Regions from separate parts of the Homo sapiens genome. Here region 1 is linked to region 2. The links are chromatin loops, found by intact Hi-C in ENCODE. Cell type or tissue: natural killer cell. All regions are shown on one strand. Links, peaks and the distances in the headings refer to the core of each region. The heading gives the core; the rest is flanking DNA.

Region 1 (11,964 bases), core at 6,044-8,543, 420 kb after region 2:
TAAACTATGCTTCTCTCTTTAGACATAATTACTGCTAATTTAGGCATACCAGGCTGCTGTGGAAACATGCCCTTAAGCTTCCTAAGACTCGTTTTGTCTAGCAGCATGAACTGTTTACATGGGCAGCCTGTCTGAAGACAAAGTATTAATATAACATTTTTGACCTCTCGAGTTCTCTATTAAAGGTAAAGCCCTTATAAAGGAAATTTTCTGGAGCCTGTCAAGAAGCTGCTTTCTGTCATGCTGTCCCACTCTCTTGCCTAGGTATAGACACATAATCAACAATGATCATTTAGACAGAGCAGCTTGGGAGCCAGGCAGGGTCGTGGTGCTTGCCAGACCTCAGCACCATTAACTGTAATCCTTTGTCATAGGACACAGCCACCCGGCCAGCTCTGCCTTTTCCTTCACCCCTCTTACAAGCTGTCACTTGCTTTCAGAAATCTTGCCAGTTGGCCTGGGAATCAAACCCTGTGGGGTGACCCATGCAAGAAGATGCCTATCACCAAGTACATGCCTTAATTACTGCTGTCACCTGAAAATAGCCATACGAACCAAAGCAAGTGCGTGAATCTGAGACAGCAACAAAATCTGTATCAGACCATTTTGCGCCAGAAAGTCCTGAGTTCTCTGGGTCAGGGCTTTTTAACAGAATAGAAAGGAGCCCCAGCAATTGTCTCTCATCCTGTAAATCTGCCCAGTGTCTGTCACATAGTTGGCAAAGACACTGATTTTTCAGAGGCAGTCAATGCTGGCAGACAATCAGGATATCTGAAAGCCCTTTTCTTTTGGGAATAGCAAAACTTCCACAGCTCACTTCATGCTGATCTTCTCTGAACTCAGTCTTTTTGTGACATTTCTAAAAAAAAGAGCAGTTAAAAACTACGAAGTTAATTCTTGAGCTATAGATGAATTCCTTCTAAGTACCACAACTATGCTTTGGGTAGTTGCTACCTGGTGAATGTTAATAAGTATACGCTCAGGGCAATTTAGACTGTGGTTTCCAAACCAGGAAGAATAACATTTTAAAATGATAGATTACTAGACAGTGCTGGAAGATTCTGGTTTTGGATGGAGTCTAGAAACATGTTTTAAAATGTTCTTCAGGCATAATAGGTGCAGTTCATTGTTGTAAAAAATAGGATCCATATTTTGGTGATTTTACACAATCAAAATGTCTTTCTTGCTCATATAACAGTTCGGTAAATGTGTCCTGGGTTGGTGGGTAGCTTTCCTCTGTATCACGATTCAGAGACCCAGGATTCTTTCATTTTGTGCCCCAAAGAGAACACCAAGTAATTGCGGCAATGCCACAGCAGAAAGAACCTATCGTTCCTGGGGCTGGGGAAACAAAGAGAAGAGGATGACATTATTGAAACTTGTGAGGGCTCCCATAGAGCAGAGATGCAGACATCTGAGAAGGAGGCTGCCATTCAGCTGCTGCTGCTGTCCCCAAGCTTGGAGTGGGGCTCCACGGGGCTGTGACTGGCTGAGGAGTGGGTGTTGGTTGGCTGCTGCTGGGGTCTCCAAGAAGGCACAATGAAGCTAGTTCTGTGCGTGCTGGGAAAACTGCACACCGGATTCAACTGCTGCTACTGGAATGAACTGCCTCTGCTGGAGAAAGATGCGGGCCTAAGGTGAGGCTGGTGGGACCTGGAGGCAAACAGGAAACCCACAAAAAGCAAGTGGGAAGGAGCAAATCTCTCCTTCCTTCCCACGCTTCCAGTTTTCTTCTAGAATCCATGTTGGCAGAAGCCGAGAGGAAGTCAGTTGGCAAAGCAGAAGCCCAGCCCCAGCATTATACAGCAGAGAACAGTTGAGTGGGTGTGAAGGTGAGAAGCAGTAACTCAGTCACTGGCACCATGACGGTCCTTGGGTTAGGGGCAGTGGGTAGCCCTAATCACCCATGCTGGATTCCTTCCGTTTCCCTCTTTGGATTTACTCTCCACCCTTCCCACCTTCGCAGTGTCCCCAGCTGTTGTCTGTGTGATGCACAACAGGCTGCCTCGCACTCTAGCTTCTGGCTGTGAGCATGGCTAAGAGGTGGAGAGAAGGAGGGGAGTGAGGATGGGACACACACTGACCTGATTCCCAGCGATGGGTCTGCTGTGTTTTTCCTTGGAGCTCCTCCTTTCTTCCTCTTAAGACCACGGGGTGGCAACACGGTTTTGCTGCTTTTAGTCCCAGCACACGGCACCATTTTCTGTGGGTTCCCAACAGCCAGTTCCCATCTCTGTAATTTGTTTCTTTATTAGACTCTCCTCACATCCTCCTAATTTCAGAGTGCCACTGTTTTTCTGGGACCCTGACTGATAGGCAGTCTAAGCTTGAGATGAAAAGAAGTGGACACAATTACAGGGAACCAGAGAGGAGACAGCCAAAGGGGAGAAAGCCACCTAAGGGAGCAATGGCCTTCTGTAGAGGCACTGCCAATTGGGTGTCTCAGTGGGGAGGCAGATGGTTCATGCAGATGGTGGAAATAATTAACCCAACATCTTTCTCCCCTCTTCCAGTTCCTGACTTCCTCTGACCGCTCTCCACTGGCCAAACCCAATGAGAAGACAGAATTGAGGCTGTCGGTAGTGTGTCCTCAGAGATCAACCACCTTGGTCAGACAGGAGGTTGAAGAAGGCTGGAAAGCAAAACTGGAGGGTGAACAGAAAAGTTCCAGCAATCGGGACACTGGGGGCATTTGACACACAGGTCAGATAATATACAACCACCCTACTCTATGCAAAAAATTTATTTTCAATACTATTCAGAAATAATTACTTTGATCTTGATTTAATCCTTAGCTTTAAACCAATTCACAACCTAGAAAGAATGCATTGGCCGGGCATGGTGGCTCACGCCTGTAATCCCAGCACTGTGGGAGGCCGAGGTGGGCGGATCACCTGAGGTCGGGAGTTGGAGACCAGACTGACCAACATGGAGAAACCCTGTCTCTACTAAAAATACAAAATTAGCCGGGTATGGGGGCACATGCTGGTAATCCCAGCTACTCAGGAGGCTGAGGCAGGAGAATCACTTGAACCCGGGAGGCAGATGTTGCAGTGAGCTGAGATCGTGCCATTGCACTCCAGCCTGGGCAACAAGAGTGAAACTCTGTCTCAAAAAAAAAATGCATTTAAATGTACAGGTATTATTCAAATTCAGTAAAACATAACATGAATGAATTTAATTTTGCACTTATTAAAGAAAAAGATTGCACATCACAGCTCTAGACTTAAGTTAAAAACTCCACTGGGCATGTGCAATGACAGAACTGAAATAACTCAAGGTATGTTTCTTCCTCTTTACAAACTTGGCACTGTCATAGTCTATTTTGAGTTTATTGTTTAAATGTACACATGTGCCATACCATAGGGTTTTGGAGAAATGAGCTATATCCCAAGAGAGTTTCAACAGTTCGAAGCTGTTGAAGACTTACACTTGAAACAAATATGTGTAGCTGAGTCTGTGTGTAGCTGTATTTGGACTAAATGCTAACTGGATGTTCTCTGAATTAACTTCCATGTGGCATACGGTGTTTCTTAAAATATAAGATATGAAGAGCAGGCTATTTAAAGCTTGCATACACATTATTAAAATTCAACATTAACTGCCACAATAGTTTGAAACTTAGACCAACAAAAGGTTGCTTTACTGATATCGTTTAGATTTGCCAGTGCTTGGTGTTAATAAAAGCAGATCAATTTGGTGTGGGTTTCATTATTGCTTTTAAAGTCTCTCTGGGTCATGCCTGCACTGGGGTGGACTGCTCCCCTGCCCGCCCGTGGCCCACTGCTTCATTGAGCCCATCTTTTGGGTGTTTTCTGTCATAACTTCTGCTTGCTCAATTTTCTGCTTACTCATAACTTCGCCTCTCACAAGATCTTGTGAGCTGCTCTCACCAGTCCTTACCTTCCTACTTTGGGTCCCATTGTCTCCTTTCTTAATCTCCCAGAATGACGTAATTCAAATCCCTGCAAGAGAGACTTTTATTTGGCCAGCACATCTTTTGGAGCAGACAATATCACTGGCTTTCAGCTAGACGGTGCATTGACCCTATTGGCTCTGGTAACCAGAGGAGGATGGGTTCACTGACCCAAATCATGCCTGTCCAGAAGGGGCTCTGTGCAACACAGTTTCCGGGATTGGTGAGTGTAATGCCCGGAAAGTTTGAACATGCATAGAAATCCCTAAGGCAAACAAGAATTTATTTGTAATATAGTAGATAGAGCGCTGGATGTGGAGTCAGGTGTACCTGGTCTTAAATCCGCTCTGTGATGTTTTTGCAAGTCTGATATTTCCTCATCCTTAGTTTGCTTGTAGCGAAATAGGTGTTTTGGCTGGACGTGGTGGCTCATGCCTGTAATCCCAGCACTTTGGGAGGCTGGGGCGGGTGGATCACCTGAAGTCAGGAGTTCGAGACCAGCCTGACCAACATGGTGAAACCCCGTCTCTACTAAAAATGTGAAAATTAGCCGGGCGTGGTGGTGCACTCCTGTAATCTCAGCTACTCAGGAGGCTGCGGCAGGAGAATCACCTGAACCTGGGAGGTGGAGGTTGCCGTGAGCCAAGATCGTGCCATTGCACTCCAGCCTGGGAAACAAGAGTGAAACTCTGTCTTGGAAAAATAAAAAATAAATAAATAAATAAAAACAGATGCTTCATTTAGGTAGAGAATGCAAGCCCTAAAACTTAAAAATGCTGAAACGAAGTCATAGCAAGAAGTCTAGCTGTGGGTGGCTGCCGGCATTGGTTCAGGGTCAGCTTCTCAGAGCATCTCTTGGCCTTTCTCCTATACTTGTCCCACCACAGTTGCATGATGGCTTTTACAGCTGTAGACATCCTGTCCTTCTCCAGATAGGAAGAAAGGGGAGGTGGTGATGAGCCCATGGACCCAAGTTTATGCCTATTAGGAAAAGCGAAGGGCTCCCCAGACTCCCAGCAGATTTGCACTGATGTCTCTTCTGCCAAGGCAGTGTACAAGGCCACCCCTGGCTACAGGGCAGGCTAGGACAGGGGTATTTGTGTGGGGCTAGACATAGGTTTCCCAGAACAAAACTGAGATTATACCAGCAGAAACACAGGAGAGGGGACAGGCATTAGGAAGGTGGGTGGGATATCGCAAAGGGGTTAAATCTATCTGATCTGTTTCCTTCCAGGGTGGTTGTGAGGATTAGACATTTGTGAAATGTGCTATGGGGTTGTATTAGTCCATTCTCACACTGCTATAAAAAGCTGCCTGAGACTGAGTCATTTATAAACAAAAGAGGGTTAATTGACTCATAGCTCTGCATGGCTGGGGAGGTTTCAGAAAACTTACAATCATGGTGGAAGGCAAAGGGGAAGCAAGTACTTTCTTCACAAGGCAGCAGGAGAGACAGGAAGTACCACACTTTAAAACCACCAGCTCTGGTGAGAACTCACTCACTATCACGAGACCAGCATGGGGAAAATCACCCCCATGATCCAATCACTTCCCACCAGGTCCCTCCGTCAACATATGGGGATTACAATTTGAGATGAGATTTCGGTGGGGAAGCAGAGCCACATCATATCAGGGGCCCTTCTCAAAATGAAAACATGAAGCTCCCCTACTTGATCATTCTATTTCCTATGGCTGTTTTCCTAAAGATCGGCCCTTTTTTCCACTTTACTTTGAGAACCACCAAACAAAATTGAGTCTGGCCTGACACTGCGTACCCTTTTCCCTTGCAACCTCATCTCTTCATGTGCCCTTTGCCCTCTGATGACTCTAACCTCTTTCGAAGGTCCTTGAATTCACTAAGATTTGTTTACTCAAGGGCCTTTACTTTTGCAATTTTCCCTGCTTGGAGCAATCTTCCTCCTTTCTGTTCCTTCTGCAGAGAAGTCTACCCTGACTCTCAACCAATGTGAAAAATCCCCTTGCTCTTTCCTGGCTTTCTTTCAGAGTGCCGAGCACAGTCTTCATTTCTGGATAGTCTATTGATTAGCATTTATCTGCTTGAAAGGCAGCCTAACTGTAGCATTTGAGGGCCTGAGTGCTGGAGCTAGACTACCTGGATTTAAGCGCTTCCCAGCTGTGTGATCCCGGGAAAGTTATTTTAATGTCTGGTGCCTCAGTTTCCTCATCTGTAAAAATAGAGATATTAATATCACCTACTTCATAGGGTTGTGGAGGGGATTAACTGTTTATATTTGTAAAGTGCTTAGAGCAGTGCTCTGTGCATAGCAGAGATTATGCGAGTATTACATAAATAAAAGAAATAATACCTGTTTCCTCCACGATACTGTGTGATCTATAAAGAGGAGAACTGTATCTGTTCTTTCACTGTAGTGGTTAGCACAGTGCCAGGCCATGTTATTGTTGTTGTTGCTGTTGTTTTACATCCAGCGAGTATTAAATATTTGCCAAATAAATGAATAAAGAAATAAATAACTGAGTGATGTTCTAAATTGGAGTGGGAGTAGAACAACGTTGCAACATCTCAGGGTTTCAGAAAATATTATTTAAGAAGTAGAAGGCTGGGTGCAGTGGCTCATGCCTGTAATCGCAGCACTTTGAGAGGCCGAGGTGGGTGGATCACCTGAGGTCAGGAGTTCGAAATCAGCCTGGCCAACATGGCAAAACTCTGTCTCTACTAAAAATTCAAAAATTAGCTGGACATTGTGGCACATGCCTGTAATCCCAGCTACTCAGGAGGCTGAGGCAGGAGAATCACTTGAACCCGGGAGACAGAGGTTGCAGTGAGCTGAGATCGCGCCATTGCACTCCAGCCTGGGCAACAAGAGCAAAACTCTGTTTCAAAAAAAAAAAAAAAAAGAAGTAGAAGTTTCTAGCTCCATTGGGAGTTGAATTCCTGCCTGTGGGGTTTGTTGGAACTGAATCTTCCATGACAAAGTGTGGGACTGGTGTGGACCATCAGTAGAATCATTGCTTCCCCGCTTCTCCTTGCTTCCCCGCTTACAGTAATTGCCTCCTCTTGGAGAACTGCTAGGTCTCAGACCACCTAGGAAGTGGAATTGAGACCCTGTGAGACCGATGCACAGGCTCCCACCCATGTGGAAAGCTGCAGCCCTGATTAGGTGTTTGGCTGGCTGACCCCACCACCCTTGGGACCGCGGTTTCCCTGAGTAGCTTGAGCTCTGGCCCTGGTCACGACTCAGGGTTGTTCTGACCCTCTCAGAAGAGAATTTTCCAAAACCCCAAACAACGACAGCTTTATGGGCCAGCTGCACTCTGTTCCCTTTGAGAGGCAACCAGAGCTCTTAAATCACATGAAAAACACATCCAAGTTGTGCTGTGGGGACTCACATCAGGCAACTGGCTGCTCTACTCAATTCTTGTCCAACACTAGGTCTCCAAGGAGCCATTTGAAGCCCAGTCAAATAGACCTCGATCACCCTGGCTGGCTGCCAGAGCCTGATGGTCCTCTGCCTTCAGAGCCTCTGCAGCGTGAGCGCTGGACAATTTCCTGTGGCCCATGGTCTCCCCAGCCAGGTTAACGTTCAGCCTCCCTGTCTTCTGGATCCCACCTTGTTTTTCTGTTTTGTTTGCTGAACGGCCTCAGGGTTTCCCCTTTCCTGCTCCAGCCCATCTGGAAGTCTCTTTATTAACAGTTTATTTGCAAGCTCATGGTGGTCTATGAACTTGTCTGAAATTTCCTGGAAAAGAAACAACTGCTTGAGTCCCAGGGGAACCTTCTGTCAGTCTCTCCTCAGACAATTCTGAGTGGCTATTCATGTGGTATGTGGCTACTCCTCCCCTTTCACCCACCCCCACACACCTTGAAAACAGCCTCCAGCTCCAATAAAAACATTTCAGAAGTCCTGACAGAGAGCAAAGACTGCGTTCTACTCCTAAAAGAGTGTAGCCTGCAATGGTACCGAGTATGTGGGGGATGCCACCTTCTAGGTGGGCTCTTCAAGGATAGTTTGAGGAGAAATCCTAGGCGAGCCTTTTAGAAGCTATTACTTGCCGTTTGTTGGCTTGTGAGCGAGAATTTCTAGCCCCGCCGAGGTTTGGTTGTGAGAACCAAGCCGTGAGCTGGGGAGGAGGGGAAGGGACCGATGCTGAAGATCTGCTTCCTATTTCTCCTATTCCTCCCTGCCTTCCTATTTCTGCCCACTAGGATGAGCGGTCACTCCGAGCTCTTCCTCTGAGGGCACTCCAGAGCCTGGCAGCCAGCTCCCGAGATTCCCTCCCTATGCAGCTTCTTCAGTCAATCACCTCTCGGTCCTTGGCAGCAGCATCCACTTCCCACAGGAGGCCCCGTCCTGAAAGAGAGGGAGCCAGGCTTGGCTTCTGCCCCCGTGGTAGGCCTTGGGTAGCAACACACTTGCTAACACCCCCACTTTCAGGCAAATCCCATGTAACTACTCAACAGACCTTGCATTTTCTTAAGGCGAAAGGTACGAAACACAACTTAAAATGCTGATGGCTTTTGACTAGGAACAGAACTCAGAAATGACCAGTTTGCAGGTGTTCAGGTTTTCTTAAGCCACAGTAACCTGCCCTCCAGTGAAATCTTACTGAGAAGCCCATGGGGGTGCCCGAGAAGTGGGGAAGGGTCCAGGCCCCACAGACTCGCTCCCTGATCCTCTTGGTAGTTCCTGAGGTTCTCATGCCAAATGCCTAATATTCTCTAGAGCCCACTTTGAAAGTCACTCGTTTCCATGGAGCAAAGTGTAACTAACTTGAGAACCCAAAGGACTCGCCCAAGGTAGGTGTTACTTGGAGACCTGGGCACAACTGGACCCCAGGTCTCTTAAAATCAGGTTTATGCACTTAGAGAAATTCTGCTAAATGTTTTTTCTCTCTGTCTCTCAATACACACACACACACACACACACACACACACACACACACACACACACACACGGAGTCTTACTCTGTTGCCCAGGCTGCAGTGCAGTGGTGCAATCTTGGCTCACTGCAGCCTCCTCTTCCTGGGCAATCCTCCCACCTCAGCCTTCCACATAGCTGGGACTACAAGTGTGAGCCACTATGCTGGGCTAATTTTTGTATTTTTTGTAGACACAGTGTTTCGCCATGTTGCCCAGGCTGGTCTCGAAATCTTGGGCTCAAGTGACCCACTCACCTCAGCCTCCCAAGGTGATAGAATTATAGGTGTGAGCCACCACACCTGGCCTTAATGTGCAATTTATTAACCACATTTGGTTTAGAGTTGGTCCTATGGTGAAACGGTTCAATGCTCATCCCTCTTCTGTTTTCATTAGTTTAAGTAATTGTTCTTGGTCGGCATATTAGCCAGCCAGGGCTGCCAGAACAAAGTACCAAAGGTTGTGTGGCTTAAACAACAGGAATTTATTTTCTGACAATTCTGGAAGCTAGAAACTCAAGATCAAAGTCAGTGGGGTTGGTTCCTTCTGAGGACTGCCTCATTGATAGATGGCCGTGGTTTTCTCTCTGTAATTGTCTGTGTTTAACTTCCCTCCTCTTATAAGGACATCAGTCATATTGGAATAGGACCCTTCCATATGACCTCTTTTTATCTTAATTACCTCTTTGAAGTCTCTATGTCCAGATATATCACATTCAGAGGTACCAGCGTTTAGGACTTGAACACATGAATTTGGAGGGGGTGAGACCCAGTTCAGCCCATGACTAAACCTCACCTTTTCTTCCCCTAGTGATTAATTCAAAGAGAGCATATGGAAACTATATTCCCTGAATTCTTGTACATTCAAAAACATCGTACTATAGCTTTCTTTTTAGGTTACTTTTTTCTCTTGAAACCTGGAAGGCATTGTGCTATTGACTTCTAGTCTTGTAGGTTGTTATGGGGAAAGTCTGAGGCCAGCAAAATGTTTTTCCAGCTCCAACTGCGGGACACATGAAGGAGGTCACATCCAGAGACACTCAAAGAAGAGGAGGACTACAGCCTCATGAATGACCCTGAGGGAGACCACCCAAAGAACTGTCTGACTGAACACAGCCCAAACTGCTTACCCACAGGGTCTTTAGCCAGTAAAATAGTTGTTTTGAGCCACTATGTTGTGGGGATGGTTTGTTACACAGCAATTGATAACTGACACACAGAGCTAGCAGGAATTCTCCCTGGATCACTGTGCTGTTTCTTATGACTTGGGGTTGTTTGGGTGGGTGAATAGTTTAGCCTGTGTTTCTCTCCAGATAATTGACAGCAGCTGCAGAGTTACTCATAATGCAGTGTGGAAACGCTTGCTTCCTCCTGTCTCCCAGATAGACTGCTTCCTGTGCATATGTGAATCTGAATCTGAGTGAATCCTCTCTCAGCACCACATTCTCAACTTCTCACAGGGGCTAAACTTGGCTCCTACTCTCTGGTGTCCCCCACCTCTCTCAGCTCCTCCCTGCCTTCCTGTTTGACTTGCAGTGGGTTTGGCATTCTTTCATCAGATATCGCAGTTGGGGTTGCAAATATTACATAGGTTTATCACACATAGGGCTGCATTTCTGTTTCTTGATTTTTTTGGGGGGGATAGGAGGGTGTGAAAAAGAGGCACTTCTAGGTTTGCTGTGACATTAAAAAATATTAGGATAAAAAAATTTTAAAAATATTAATCTGTTCAGGCTGCTGTAACAAAATACCATAACCTAGGTGGCTTATAAACAATAGAAATTCAGTTCTGATGGTTCTGGATGCTGAGAAGTTCAAGACCAAGTTTCCAGCAGGGTCCGTGTCTGCTGAGCACTAGCTCTCTGGTTCAGAGATGAACTTTTCACTGTGTCCTCATGCTGTGGAAGAGGTGAATAAGCTCATTTGGACCTCTTTTATAAGGGCACTAATCCCATTCATGAGGGATCCATCCTTTTGACTCAATCACCTCCTAAAGGCCCCACTTCTTTTAACTGCCATATTGGGGATTAGATCTCAAAATATGAATTTTGGGGAGACACTAACGTTTGAACCATAGCAGCGGCCAACATAAGATTGTCAATTTTTTAATATAAGAAGATTTAAAAAGAGCAGCTGTGGCCAAACAAAAATATGACAAAAAGCTCATCATCACTGGTCATTAGAGGAATGCAAATCAAAACCACAATGAGATACCATCTCATGCCAGTTAGAATGGTGATCATTAAAAACTCAGGAAACAAGAGATGCTGTAGAGGATGTGGAGAAATAGGAAACTTTTACACTGTTGGGAGTGTAAATTAGTTCAAGCATTGTGGAAGACAGTGTGGCGATTCCTCAAGGATCTAGAACCAGAAATACCATTTGACCCAGCGATCCCAATACTGGGTATATACCCAAAGGATTATAAATCATTCTACTACAAAGACACATGCACATGTATGTTTACTGCTGCACTATTCACAATAACAAAGACTTGGAACCAACCCAAATGCCCATCAATGATAGACTAGATAAAGAAAATGTGGCACATATACACCATGGAATACTATGCAACCATTAAAAAGGATGAGTTCATGTCCTTTGCAGGGACATGGATGAAGCTAGAAAGCCTCATTCTCAGCAAACTAACACAAGAACAGAAAACTAAACACTGCACGTTCTCACTCACAATTGGAAGTTGAGCAATGAGAACACATGAACACAGGGAGGGGAATATCACACACTGGGGCCTGTCAGGGGGTGGGGGACTAGGGGAGGGACAGCATTAGGACAAATACCTAACATAGGTGATGGGTTGATGGGTGCAGCAAACCACCATGGCACGTGTATACCTATGTAACAAACCTGCGCATTCTGCACATGTATGCCAGAACTTAAAGTAAAATTAAAAAAAGAGCAGCTATTTTTCATTATCATCACCCTTTCAGAAAAGAAATCCATTATAATACCTTATAATTACAAGTCTATAAACTCAGAAAAAAGGATAATCCTTCTTAAGAGAGAATTAAGATATAATGTACTTTAATATTTGTGTTTATGGGAAATACTAATGGATGGAGACGCAGAAAACTTGCAATTTAAAATTAGATTTCACTGAGTGCAGTGGCTTAGGCCTGTAATCCCAGCACTT
Region 2 (11,964 bases), core at 5,113-7,612:
CAATGGCACGATCTCGGCTCGCCGCAACCTCCACCTCCCAGGTTCAAATGATTCTCCTGCTTCAGCCTCCGGAGTAGCCGGGATATTACAGGCCTGTGCCATCACACCCCGCTAATTTTGTATTTTTAGTAGAGATGGGGTTTCTCCATGTTGGTCTGGCTGGTCTTGAACTCCCAACCTCAGGTGATCTGCCTGCCTCAGCCTCCCAAAGTGGTGGGATTACAGGTGTGAGCCACCTCACCTGGCCAGGAACCTCTTCTGCCCATAGTCCCATTGACAAACTACAAAGACTAAAAATAGATGCCCTACGGATAAAGCATACCACAACTAATCTTCTTATGTTAATCCTTCATAATCAATCTTCTTAGCCAATCTTATGAAAATGCAGTACTTATAGAACTAAAAACATCCTTTTTAATGATTATTTTGATTTTTAACTTTTTAGCTTTTTGATTCTAAGATCACAAAACTTAAGTTGTTCTTCATTTATACTATCATTTCTGGTGATTTGGTTCTATAAAATCACTAAGGGATTGGGTGAAAAGCCTAAGTATATCAAACCTATTTCAAATTAAACTTCAATGTCTTGAAGGCTTACAAAAGTCACACTTGAGAAGACACAAAAACATTACAGGAGTGAAGGCTTGTATTACTGTAGTATTCATAAACTCTAATTAATATAGTACTCTTAAACTCCACATTATTTAAGACTTTAAACCTAACAACTTATGGCTGGATGAGGTGGCTCATGCCTATAACCCCAGCACTTTGGGAGGCCGAGGTAGGTGAATTGTCTGAGCAACCTGGCAAAGCTCCATCTCTACTAAAAATACAAAAAATTAGCTGGGCATACTGGCGTGTGCCTGTCGTCCCAGCTACTCGGGAGGCTGAGGCAGGAGAATTGCTTAAACCCAGGAAGCAGAGGCTGCAGTGAGCTGAGATCATACCACTTCACTCCAGCCTGGGTAACAGAGAGAGACTTTTGTCTCCAAAACCAGTTAAACAAATAAACAAACCCTAACAACTTAAAAAAAAAAAACAAAACTTTTGTTTCTTACTGGTCTTAGAATAAACACAAAAATAGGAAGTTTGTGCCACTTCTGGGCTTTTGTAGTTGCCATTTTCTCTAGCTAGATGGTCTTTTACCATATTTCTCCTTCACTACGTCTCTGCTCAAATATTAAACACCATCCCTTTGAACAGGTTTTTCCGGTGTAGCCTCAGCTGTCCAAAACCTATAACCTGCTTTATTTCTCCTGTCTTTACTTGAAATTATAAACCTTGTTTATGGCCTGTCTCCATTAGAATGTAAGTTCCATAATGACAGGGACATTGCTCTGTTGAACAGTTTCTACAGCACATAGAATAATGTGGTATTACAGCAGAGGTTCAAAAATTTGTGCTCTAAAGAAGGCTAATAGTGAAAAAATGATCCTAATTCTTCTAAGTTTTGAAAATTTTGCTTTAAAATGTAAATTTATGTTCTGTGCTTCCAGAGGTTAAAAAAAATACCTAAGTGTAGTATCTTAAACAATACTTTGAAAATGTAACCTATTCAGTTTGTAATACCTTAATAGCCAGTTCCACACAAATCACTTTTAATACTGGCAAAACACTTTTTACCATGTGGGTTTTATATATATATATGTTTAATGGACTTATTTTACTTTATATATGTTGACTGATAATTTTTTGAGTACCTACTATGGATTTAGCATAATACTAGACACTACAGGGTTAAAAAATGGGACATAATCCTTCTCCTGAGGAAATTTCAATATGCTTGTTCAGACAAAACAAACAGAAATGAATGAAGCACTAAACTGTGAGAGATAAAAATTTGGAAGACCAGTTATTGAAGAGTTAATAAAATGTGTCTGAATAGTTTTTACAAAATAATTTTTAAAGTCACTGAATGACTTAGTTTTGAAATAAGCCACTGTTAACATTTTAAAAATATTTTGTTGCAATTACTTTCCAAAATTACCTCGTTAATCACAAATAGCTTATCCTTACGATCCATTTTAGTATCTAGAAAAAGAAAAAAAAGAAAAAGCAAGTAAATTAAAGGTGATTTCAAAGTTATTTCAATCAAACCACATATGCTATCCAGAAAATAAAGTGTTTTTACACTCTTCAGTTTAAAGGAGATTTTATTACTAATTTTCAAAACAAGAGCTGGAAACAATCGCTCAAAAATCTTGACTCTTTGTAAATGTAAAGAAAATAAGTAAAATATAGTCTGTAAGAATTAGAAATTATAGTGTAAGCAGTGTTTCTCAATATTTAGGTATTCTAGGAATCCTTTTCAAAAATGGGAAAATTCTCACAAACCAAAGACTGTGTTAAAGGAAACCAGTTTCAATGAAAATATCTTTCACTTTTTAATCTTAGGTGTCAAAGAAAACTGACTTTATGCCCGTGTAACAAACCTGCACATATACTCCTTGAATCTAAAATAAGTTAAAATTTTAAAAATAAAAAACAAAAAACAAAAAAACCCCAAAGCACCTCTCAACATAAGCACAACAACAGCCATATGATGGCGCTGCCACTCCACTGTTCCAAACTTTTTTTTTTTTTTTTTTTTTTTTTTGAGACAGGGTCTTGCTCCTTGCCCAGGCTGAAATGTAGTGGCGCAATCACGGCTCATGACAGCCTTGAACTCCTGGGCTCAAGCCATCCTCCTGCTTGAGACTCCTGAGTAGCTGGGACTGCAGGCAAGTGACCCCCTCACTTGGCTAATTTACTTTACTTTTTTCATTTTTTTTTTTTTTTATTTTGTAGAGACAGGGTTTCACCATGTTGCCCAGGATGGTCTGGAACTCCTGGACTCAAGTGTTCCACCCACCTCGGCCTCCCAAAGTGCTGGGATTACAGGCATGAGCTACCATGCCCGGCCATACTGTTCTTGCCTGTAAAATAACCCACTGCTTAAAAATAAATAAATAACCTGGCATTTAGAAATAGGCTCTGACTCCAACTTAAAAAGTGCTTTGAATTCTATCCCAGGTCCATTTTTCAATAAAAACAGTTAAAAAAAAAAAAAAAAAGGCCCAAAAAGCAACATGTGGCAGTCCTTAGCACTTAGGACAAACCATCCCACCTATCTCAGGACCTTCAGAAGCATTACAGTGAAGGCATTCCTGGACCTTCAAGAAATGTTTCAATAATATTAGGACACCTGTTTTAAAAAGTAAAGAATCTACCTAATGAAATCTAAAGAATTTCTTACGAAATGTTAACTGGAAAAATTGTGGCACTTGAAAGGATAAAAGGCATTGTGTTTTTTTCGTGAGAACACTGAACAAATGAAGAATATATAAAATAAGTGAAAACATAAAAATAGGTAAGTTTATAGATAGAAATTTCTAAAGTATATGATATAAAGGCACCTGCTTTAGAATGAGGCATCAACATTCTCAAGTCCTGCATTAAATGTCTTGTTCTAAAATTTATTCCTCTGGAAGAAAAGATGAGAATCCGTTCCTTATTTTTCCACTTTCCCTAAAGAAAAAGAAAATGTTAAAAGATTTTAAAATCTTATACTGAACTGATCTTGTTTTGTGACAGGGTCTCACACTGTTGCCCAGGCTGAAGTGCTCACGGCTCACTGCAGTTTCAAGTTCCTGGGCTCAAGTAAGTGATCCTCCCACCCCAGCATCTACAGTAGCTGGAGACTACAGGCATGTGCCACCATGTCCAGCTAGTTTTTTTTTTTTTTTTTTTTGTAGAGATGGGAGTCTCCCTATGTTGCCCAGGCTGGTCTCCAACACCTGGGCTCAAGTGGCTTGGCCTCCCAAAGCGCTGGGATTATAGGTAAGAACCACCGCACCTGGCCCTGTTTGTTTTTTATGAGCTTCCAAGTAGCTCATAACCAAGTCAAACCATCCTGACTCCTTTAATTTCATCTCTCACCAACATTCACTGACCACATCTGCCACCCAGAAATGCCCTCCTTGGTTTCTTTGTTTTTCAACTTCAATCTCTCCAATTCCTCCTTCCAACCCTAAAAGTTCTTTCTTAGCCCTCTTATTTCTGTGCTCTCCATGACAGATGTCTCATAATAATTTCCCACAACTCTTAATCCTTTCTTATTCACACTGCACTTACTTAGAGTCTTATATTAACTGCAAAACTCCTAAATGGCTAACCTTCCCAGACATGAGCACCTCCAATAGATATGGTTGACTAGCTTTTTCAACAGTTTACTTTTTTTGTTTGTTTGTTTGAGATGGAGTCTCACTCTGTCACCCAGGCTGGAGTGCAGTGGCGCGATCTCGGCTCACTGCAACCTCCACCTCCCGGGTTCAAGCGATTCTCCTGCCTCAGACTCCCGAGTAGCTGGGATTACAGGTGCCCGCCACTGCACCTGGCTGATTTTTTTTTTTTTGTAGTGTTAGTAGAGACGGGGTTTCACCATCTTGGCCAGGCTGGTCTTGAACTCCTGACCTAGTGATCCACCCGCCTCGGCCTCCCAAAGTGCTGGGATTACAGGCGTGAGCCACCACGCTGGACCATTTTTAAAGTAATACTTCCATCACATCCTTACTTCCCAGAGTTTTCTAAACAAAGTTCAAATGACATAGCTTTGACACTGAATTTTAAAATAGATTTTCACGTCTACATCATTATTGCCCCAAATGAAGCCTAATGCAATCCAATCTGGCTCTATTTTTTACATTTTTCAGCATTTCCCTACTTCAAAGTCTTTCATCGGTTTTTTTTTCTCCCTTGGAGTGTTCCCTCTCATTTTTTGAATGTCAAAATTCTACACTTCCTCTGATATGCAGCTTACGGGCTAAATCCTTCATGATTCTTTATCTTATTATACTAGGGTAAAAATAATCTATATCTCCTGCACTTCCATAGAATGTATCGAAGTATGGCTCAGATTATAGATACTACCTAGCTCAAGGGAAGAGTGAGAACACTAACATTTACTGGAAGTGTACAAGTCCAGCTTATTTTTCATAAAAAGTAAATATTCCCTCCCCCTGCCCCCCAATCTGCAGGTCAGAAAAGAGCACAGAATGTTGCTGTTAATAACGGGGCTAGAATTTACACTTATCTTTCATTCCACAGAGCTCACTTCTTTCTTAGAGCTTGCCATCACACCACACGGGGTCATTTACTTATCACCTACTCCGCGCTAGAGTACTATGCTAAGTGCGGAGGACGCAAAAATTAATGTCAAAGATAATCCTTGTTCACAGTATTCTGTCTAGCTTAAGAAGAGTTCTTAGTTGAATGAAAGCTAATTCTAACAACTTGTGTGCACTTCTTTTGAATAAAAACCATCAACTTATTTGAATTCTTAAGTTTCCTCCTAAACTCCAACATTTCAGGAGGAAGAGGTCACATTCTAGTCATCTTTGCAATCTCAAACCCAAAGGAAGCCTAACTTGGTACAGTGCATGGCACATTCAATGTCTGTTGAATACAAGTAAAGCTCATACTACCTAGTCTATTTTTCAGTATCTCTTGAGTTAATGACCTGGTTAACAAGTCAGAGTCACAGTCCCAAGGGCAACAACTTTTTAAAGGCTCCCCTAACGTACTTCAGGATCCCTGACTGAGAGTGGCTGACTATGGCAGTATATGGGCATACTAATCACTGGAGAAATAATAGCGAGAAATAACCAAGGAAAAGCACTACTCTCCAAAAACATTAAAAAAAAAAAACAACTGAACAACTAGTAAGAAAGAACGCTGGATCTGAGCACCCTGTAAGTCGCTTCCCCGTGGGCCGGGTAAAGGTTTTAAAACCCGCCGCCTCCAGGAAGACGGCCACGTGCACAAGGATTAGCTGCAAACTCCGTGCCCAGTCTGGCCGGGAGAATTGCTAAAACCGACCTACCGTTAACACCCGGGCTACTCTGAAATTAAGCAAGGCTGTAGTCAAGTAAGTAACCCAAGAAAAGGCGCACAGAGCCGCCGCCGCAGGTGTAGCCCGGGGACATCCCCTCCTACCTTGCAAACGGGGCCTGGGATCCGGTCCCTCTCTTCTTCCTCCACCTCCTCTGCTGTGGCGTGCCGCTTAGCTGGCGGCTCCGCATCTATTTCGTTTCTTTTTGGCTTCTTCGCCTGAACTGCAAAGCCTCCACGCCGTTTCCTCTTGGTTGCCGCCATCTTGCCTCGCCGCCCGCGCTCTTGGCCTCCTTTCCGGCGCTGCCGCTCGCTCCTATTTCCGATCTCTATGGTTCGGCGGCTCTAAGCGCTCAGCTCCGCGGTCGTCCTCCAGGTCTGTGCCGCCTCCTTCCGGTCTCGGTGGCGCGGCACGCGCGGCTCTCTAGGCCTCCTTCAGCTCTGTGGTGACGGTGGCCGAGGTGGAGGGCCGGTCTGAAGAGTGGCGGGACTGGCTTCACTTCCTCCGCGGTTCCTCGGAGCCGCCTCGCTCCTCTTCAGGGACTTTGCTGAGAAGGGCTCTCGGGCGTCCAGACCCCACCGCAAAGGTAGGGTTTCCGCACTCGGGGACCCCGAGACTAGTAAGCGATGCTGTCCCGCGGGCGGGCTGGTGAATGGGGTTGTCTGGGACTCTTGGAGGATTATCTGGACACTCCGGGCCCGCCCCGCCATCGCCTGTTTTGTTGGAGGCGGGGCTGGTGGCGCGGGCTGCACAAAACCGACTCCCCGCGGATTTGTAGCTCCTGTTTGGCCGGGAGATACCGTGTCAGTTGCGTGTCTTCATTCTTCACAACTTTTCACGTTATTGTCCTCTTACGGAGACGAGGAAACCGTAGCTTAGATAATTTTCCTCCAGAATTACAAAGATAGTTAAGTGACATAGGTGGGGTTCGGCCTGGTCAGCCGTGTTCAGCCTCCCAGCCCCTTTCCACCTCTCAGCGCAGGTGGAGCTCGCCGGACCTCGCCAGCACTGATGGGAGTTTTACTGTCTAATCCCTTCAGGTGTTTGGCGATCCGCCGAGAAGTTGTTGGCCCCAGGAGCATCCCTCGGGGCCGAATGCGCAGTGGACGATGCCCCTTCTGACCCAACAGATCCAAGACGAGGATGATCAGTACAGCCTTGTGGCCAGCCTTGACAACGTTAGGAATCTCTCCACTATCTTGAAAGCTATTCATTTCCGAGAACATGCCACGTGTTTCGCAACTAAAAATGGTATCAAAGTAACAGTGGAAAATGCAAAGTGTGTGCAAGCAAATGCTTTTATTCAGGTATGGAAGTAGGCGCCTTTAAGCCTGTGCCATAGATACTCTAAATGTAATTTAATGAAATCGGAAGGTTTCAGTAGACAAAATAACTTAATAGTCATAATAACTTGTCAATAGTCATAATAAATAACTTAATAAATAAATAATAGTCTTAAGTTAGAGAACAAAACGTCATTACTTGAATTTTTTTTCTCTCCCGGTAACAAATTCTTTTCCCATCTTGTTTTACAGAGATAATGGTTAGTAATGACTAAAGTTTATTAAACTAGGCTATTGGCTAGGCTACAGTCTTCTTATTGTTTAACTTATTTAATCTTAACAATAGTCCTGTAAGGTAGGTTCTGTTATTATTCCCGTTTTATATATGTGGAAACGAGGCACAATTTTAAGTGATTTGCCAACAGTCCCACAGCTGGTAAGTGGCTGAATTGGGATAAGAACGCTGAATATTTGTTTCCAGAATATATGCTCTTTTTTCCACTGCGATATGCTATTACTAAAGAGTATTTTTTTCCTTTACTGGTTGTAATAGAATTTTTGTTCTTCCAAAGTAATATTTGTGTGGTTCAGATAGGATTGCAAGTTCAACTAAGCGTTTTTTAACACGTAAGTGCACAGCATGATCTCAGGGATAGAGAGGTAAATAAGACACGGTTCTTGTCCTCATGCAGGGGCATGGTATGGTGGCTCACACCTGTATTTCCAGCTGCTCAGGAGACCGAGGCTGAAGCACGAAGATCGCTTGAGCTCAGGCATTAAAGACCAGCCTGGGTAATCATAGTGAGACCCCCGTATCAATAAAAAATCATAATAAAAGTTGAAACTAATGTTGCTCATGCATTATCAAGTCATTCGTCTATTTTCCAAGTGACCTTAGCAGTAGTGATAGGCACAAAAACGAGACAAGGGAGAGTCACAGAGGGATAGTTTTAGATCCAGGAATGGAGATAAGGATGCTTCAAAGGATGTCTCTAAGATGTTTTGATTGCTAATCAGAAATTATTCTCATGGGATTAGCACAGTATTGTATTTTTTAAACGTATAAAGTGAAATCTAGGACCTTATATTATTAGTTTTTATTCTTTTATGTAACAATTTTCATTTTTACTCTTTTCATAGGCTGGAATATTTCAGGAGTTTAAAGTTCAGGAAGAGTCTGTTACTTTTCGAATTAATTTAACTGTCCTTTTAGACTGTTTATCTATTTTTGGATCAAGTCCTATGCCAGGTAAACTATGATCAGTATAAAGACATAAAAGTGTTATACATAGTGGTCAGAAAAATACAGGAAGTTATTTGGAACATAAACATTGGTTCAGAAAGCTAATGCCAATTCATTTTTCAGTGGCCACAGTCATGGGTTCTAACATTTCACAATGTTAATTGCAAGTGTGTTTATAATTCTTTTCATATTTGTAAAAGTATTTGCATTTTTTTTTTAATTTACAAGGCTTTGAGGGATTGTAAATTCGAACTGGCCAAAAGAATACTTTGGACATGTCTTAAATATTTTTAGCATTGTGAAATGTTTTAATTGCTTCTTTTTCCTAACTTGTCCAGAATTACTCCGCTAGTTAGTGGCAGAGAAAAACAAAAGCCAGTTCTGACTCCTAGTTTACTATGTTCAAAATTTGTTTCTTTTAAGCCATATTTTATAAGTTATGTCTATTTTGCCAAATGATTTTGTGGTGTTTTTGAGACAGAGTTTCTCTCTTGTTGCCCAAGCTGCAGTACAATGGCACAGTCTCAGCTCACTGCAACCTCTGCCTCCCGGGTTCAAGTGATTCTTCTGCCTCAGCCTCCCGAGTAGCTGGGATTACAGGCACGTGCCACCACGCCCGGCTAATTTTTTGTATTTTTAGTAGAGATGGGGTTTCACCATATTAGCCAGGCTGGTCTCAAACTCCTGACCTCAGGTGATCTGCCCGCCTCAGTCTCTCTAAGTTCTGGGATTACAGGCATAAGCCACCGCAACCGGTTGCCGAATGATTTTCTTTAAAATATATATTTTTTTATTTGTTAAGGGAATTTTTAAGAATGGTGAAATTGAATTGCTGTGGGTATAAAACTAAGGAATCCCCAGAAGAATGATTTTATTTCATAGGAAAGCAACCTGGAGATTAGCTAGGAAAAATTCAATATAGTTCTCCAGAAAAATGTATTTTACGTTTCCACAGACAATTCCACTATTATTAATTATACATTTTCTAATACAGTGTTCTCCAGCTAGTTTTTCACAGAAGCATCTGTCATCTTCCATTCCTCACTGTGGCTCTCAATCCAGTAAGGAGAAGGAGTTTGAATATCCTGTCATATTCCTCCTTCCCTCTAGTGGTTTGCAGAGTTAAAATTTACACCACCATTAACAACCCTCTTTTTCTCTCAATTTGATTTTTAAATTCGAGGAAATATAAAGAATATCTCCCAGTTGGAAAAGTTGGAAGGATCCTTGTCATAGTGAGTACACTGACGTTACAGTACAGATGACAGCAATCCACTGTTACACACATTGAACCTTCAAGGAATAGCATACCCTGTTCTGCAGCAATTTAGTTACTTGCTGTGTTGATCCATATAGATTCTCTACCCTGAAATTGTACATATATAAAATCAACAAGCTATTTCTGAGGTGTGTATGACAACCTGAAAATGATTCCAAAGAATTATGTTACATTTTGTTCTGGTTCCCAATTTTCTTGTAGTTTTGGAATTCTCTACACACAACTGTCATCAGGGAAGATGTCATCCCTTTTTATGAGGAGATACATATATGTGAGAAATTGGGCGGAATAAATTATTCTTGAGAAATTTTATGTATCATTTCGAGGAGAAGCTGAACCCAGAACTATAAAGCTAAGGCCAAGTATGACTTCTTTCCATTGCAGGGACTTTAACTGCACTTCGAATGTGTTACCAAGGTTATGGTTACCCTTTGATGCTGTTCCTGGAAGAAGGAGGAGTGGTGACAGTCTGCAAAATCAATACACAGGAACCTGAGGAGACCCTGGACTTTGATTTCTGCAGCACCAATGTTATTAATAAAATTATTCTGCAGTCAGAGGGGCTCCGTGAAGCATTTTCTGAATTGGATATGACGAGTGAAGTCCTACAAATTACCATGTCTCCTGACAAGCCTTATTTCAGGTACTTGAGAGCAGTGCAGTTATAGTTAATGTGGTCTGTACTCCATCTTCCCACTTAGACATTTGCTTAGGATGCAAAATTTTTATTATCCACATTTTTAGAGTTTTCACAACTTTAGACAGCTTGTACTCTTACCTCATAATTTTATGGATCAAGAAACTTAAGACCCAGGAAGATTAACTCACTATTTCATATTTAGGTGGTGGTGGCATCTAGATGAGAAGCCCAGTCCTCTAATTTATAAACTGGTGGTGTTTTCATTGTACTACTCCTTACTTTCATAGATCAGGTTACATCATGAGGAAAATTGGGTTTAAGTGTTTGGAAAGGGTGTTTGTATTATGGTATCTTTTTCAAGTTAGTTCAGGATGCAGAAGAAGATGTTTTCTACACGTGGCTCATTCATTCACTAAGTATCTGTTGATCACCTACCGTGTGCTTATTCATCTTATTAAGCATTGTGGGAAGAACAGCTTAAAACCAAGGTGAAGCCAAGAAAATGTGAAACAGCAAACCATTAAGTACCAAGATAGCACACACAGATACCTGGGAAATGCTGTATAAGGATTTAGGGAGGATTGCTCAAGGCTGGCTTCCCAAGGGAGGGCAGTTTTCAGCAGGAGTACAATGTCAAAAAAGCTGTTCTTGATAGTTTAACACAAGTCTCTTTTCAGGATTAGACTCAGAGATTCTAGCAATTTAGAGAGAGGATCTAAATATTCTCTTTTTGAAATATTTCAGAATATTAAAGCCCCTAAATACATATGGAATAAAAGGAATAAGGTATTCTTTTTGTAACTACTTTAGAAGAATTACAGGCCCGGCTGTAAAAGTGCTGTGGCAGACACCTGTAATCCCAGCACTTTGGGAGGCCGAAGTGGGCAGATCACTTGAGGTCAGGAGTTCAAGACCAGCCTGGCCAATGTGGTGAAACCCTGTCTCTACTAAAAATAGAAAAATTAGTTGGGCGTGGTGGCACGTGCCTATAATCCCAGCTACTTGGGAGGCTGAGGTGGGAGAATCACTTGAACCCAGGAAGTGGAGGTTGCGGTGAGCTGAGATTGCGCCACTGCACTCCAGCCTGGGTGACAGAGTGAGAATCTGTCTCAAAAAAAAAAAAAGAAAAGAAAAAGAATCACAGGCCCTTGTCATGACTTTGGGGAGTTAAAAATTTGGCTCAAGGTCTGAGAAAGTTAACCAAAATGGAAATTGGAAACCTTACTTTAGCAGTGGAATGAAGTAAAAAATTCAGGTACTTAAAACAGTATTTCAGGGGATCTCCTCAGTGATCTCTCTCAGCCTGGGTAACGAGATGGACCATGGTATCTTTCATCTCCAGGATGGGAAACAATTTGGTGGTAGGGAGGTAGGAGTTGAAATTTTTTCCTGGATATGTTAAATTTTAAGTACCTGCGACACTAGGGAGTGGCTGGATATGTAGTTATGGTGCTCAGGAGATCCATTTAGACTGGAAATTTAGATTTGGGAACCATCATCATGGCTGGGTATGGATGAGACGGGTCAGAGAGAGAGATTATATTAGAAGAAAGAAAAGATGGACCCCAGGAAAACCACACCTGGAAGATGGGAGGCAGAAATGGAGCTTAGGGAAAACCAACCTGGATCTTATCGCCATGCTCATATAAT

The links. A loop is a pair of places that touch in the nucleus more often than their neighbours do. Peaks named below come from ENCODE experiments on the same cell type or tissue, not always from the same donor. Only the 100,000 strongest peaks of a DNase experiment are listed, where the experiment ranks them.
Region 1: a loop joins it to region 2, with 2.6 times the contacts of the local background. A loop is called at or near these places in 6 of 110 quality-filtered maps.

The regions. Positions count from the first base shown.
Region 1 is chr5:34,492,587-34,504,550 of GRCh38, reverse strand. No RefSeq gene overlaps it. Among named protein-coding and RNA genes, the nearest start is that of RAI14-DT, 160 kb to the left of the region's middle. RefSeq lists enhancers at 1,347-2,546, 4,723-4,792, 5,243-5,392. In natural killer cell, for the core only: no CTCF peak of the experiment used is centred there; no DNase peak of the experiment used is centred there; H3K27ac peaks cover 1,618 bases.
Region 2 is chr5:34,909,907-34,921,870 of GRCh38, reverse strand. It overlaps RAD1 (RAD1 checkpoint DNA exonuclease), which reads left to right and starts at 6,367. Exons shown (of 6, transcript NM_002853.4): 1 at 6,367-6,455; 2 at 6,910-7,176; 3 at 8,293-8,401; 4 at 10,059-10,317. The coding sequence starts at 6,979. It overlaps BRIX1 (biogenesis of ribosomes BRX1), which reads right to left and starts at 6,160. Exons shown (of 10, transcript NM_018321.4): 1 at 5,974-6,160; 2 at 3,396-3,507; 3 at 1,988-2,031. The coding sequence starts at 6,132. It also overlaps a transcript of TTC23L not described here. RefSeq lists enhancers at 5,572-6,177, 5,752-6,651, 6,672-6,731, 6,178-6,783. In natural killer cell, for the core only: no CTCF peak of the experiment used is centred there; a DNase peak (open chromatin) is centred at 6,220; H3K4me3 peaks cover 1,927 bases; H3K27ac peaks cover 1,585 bases.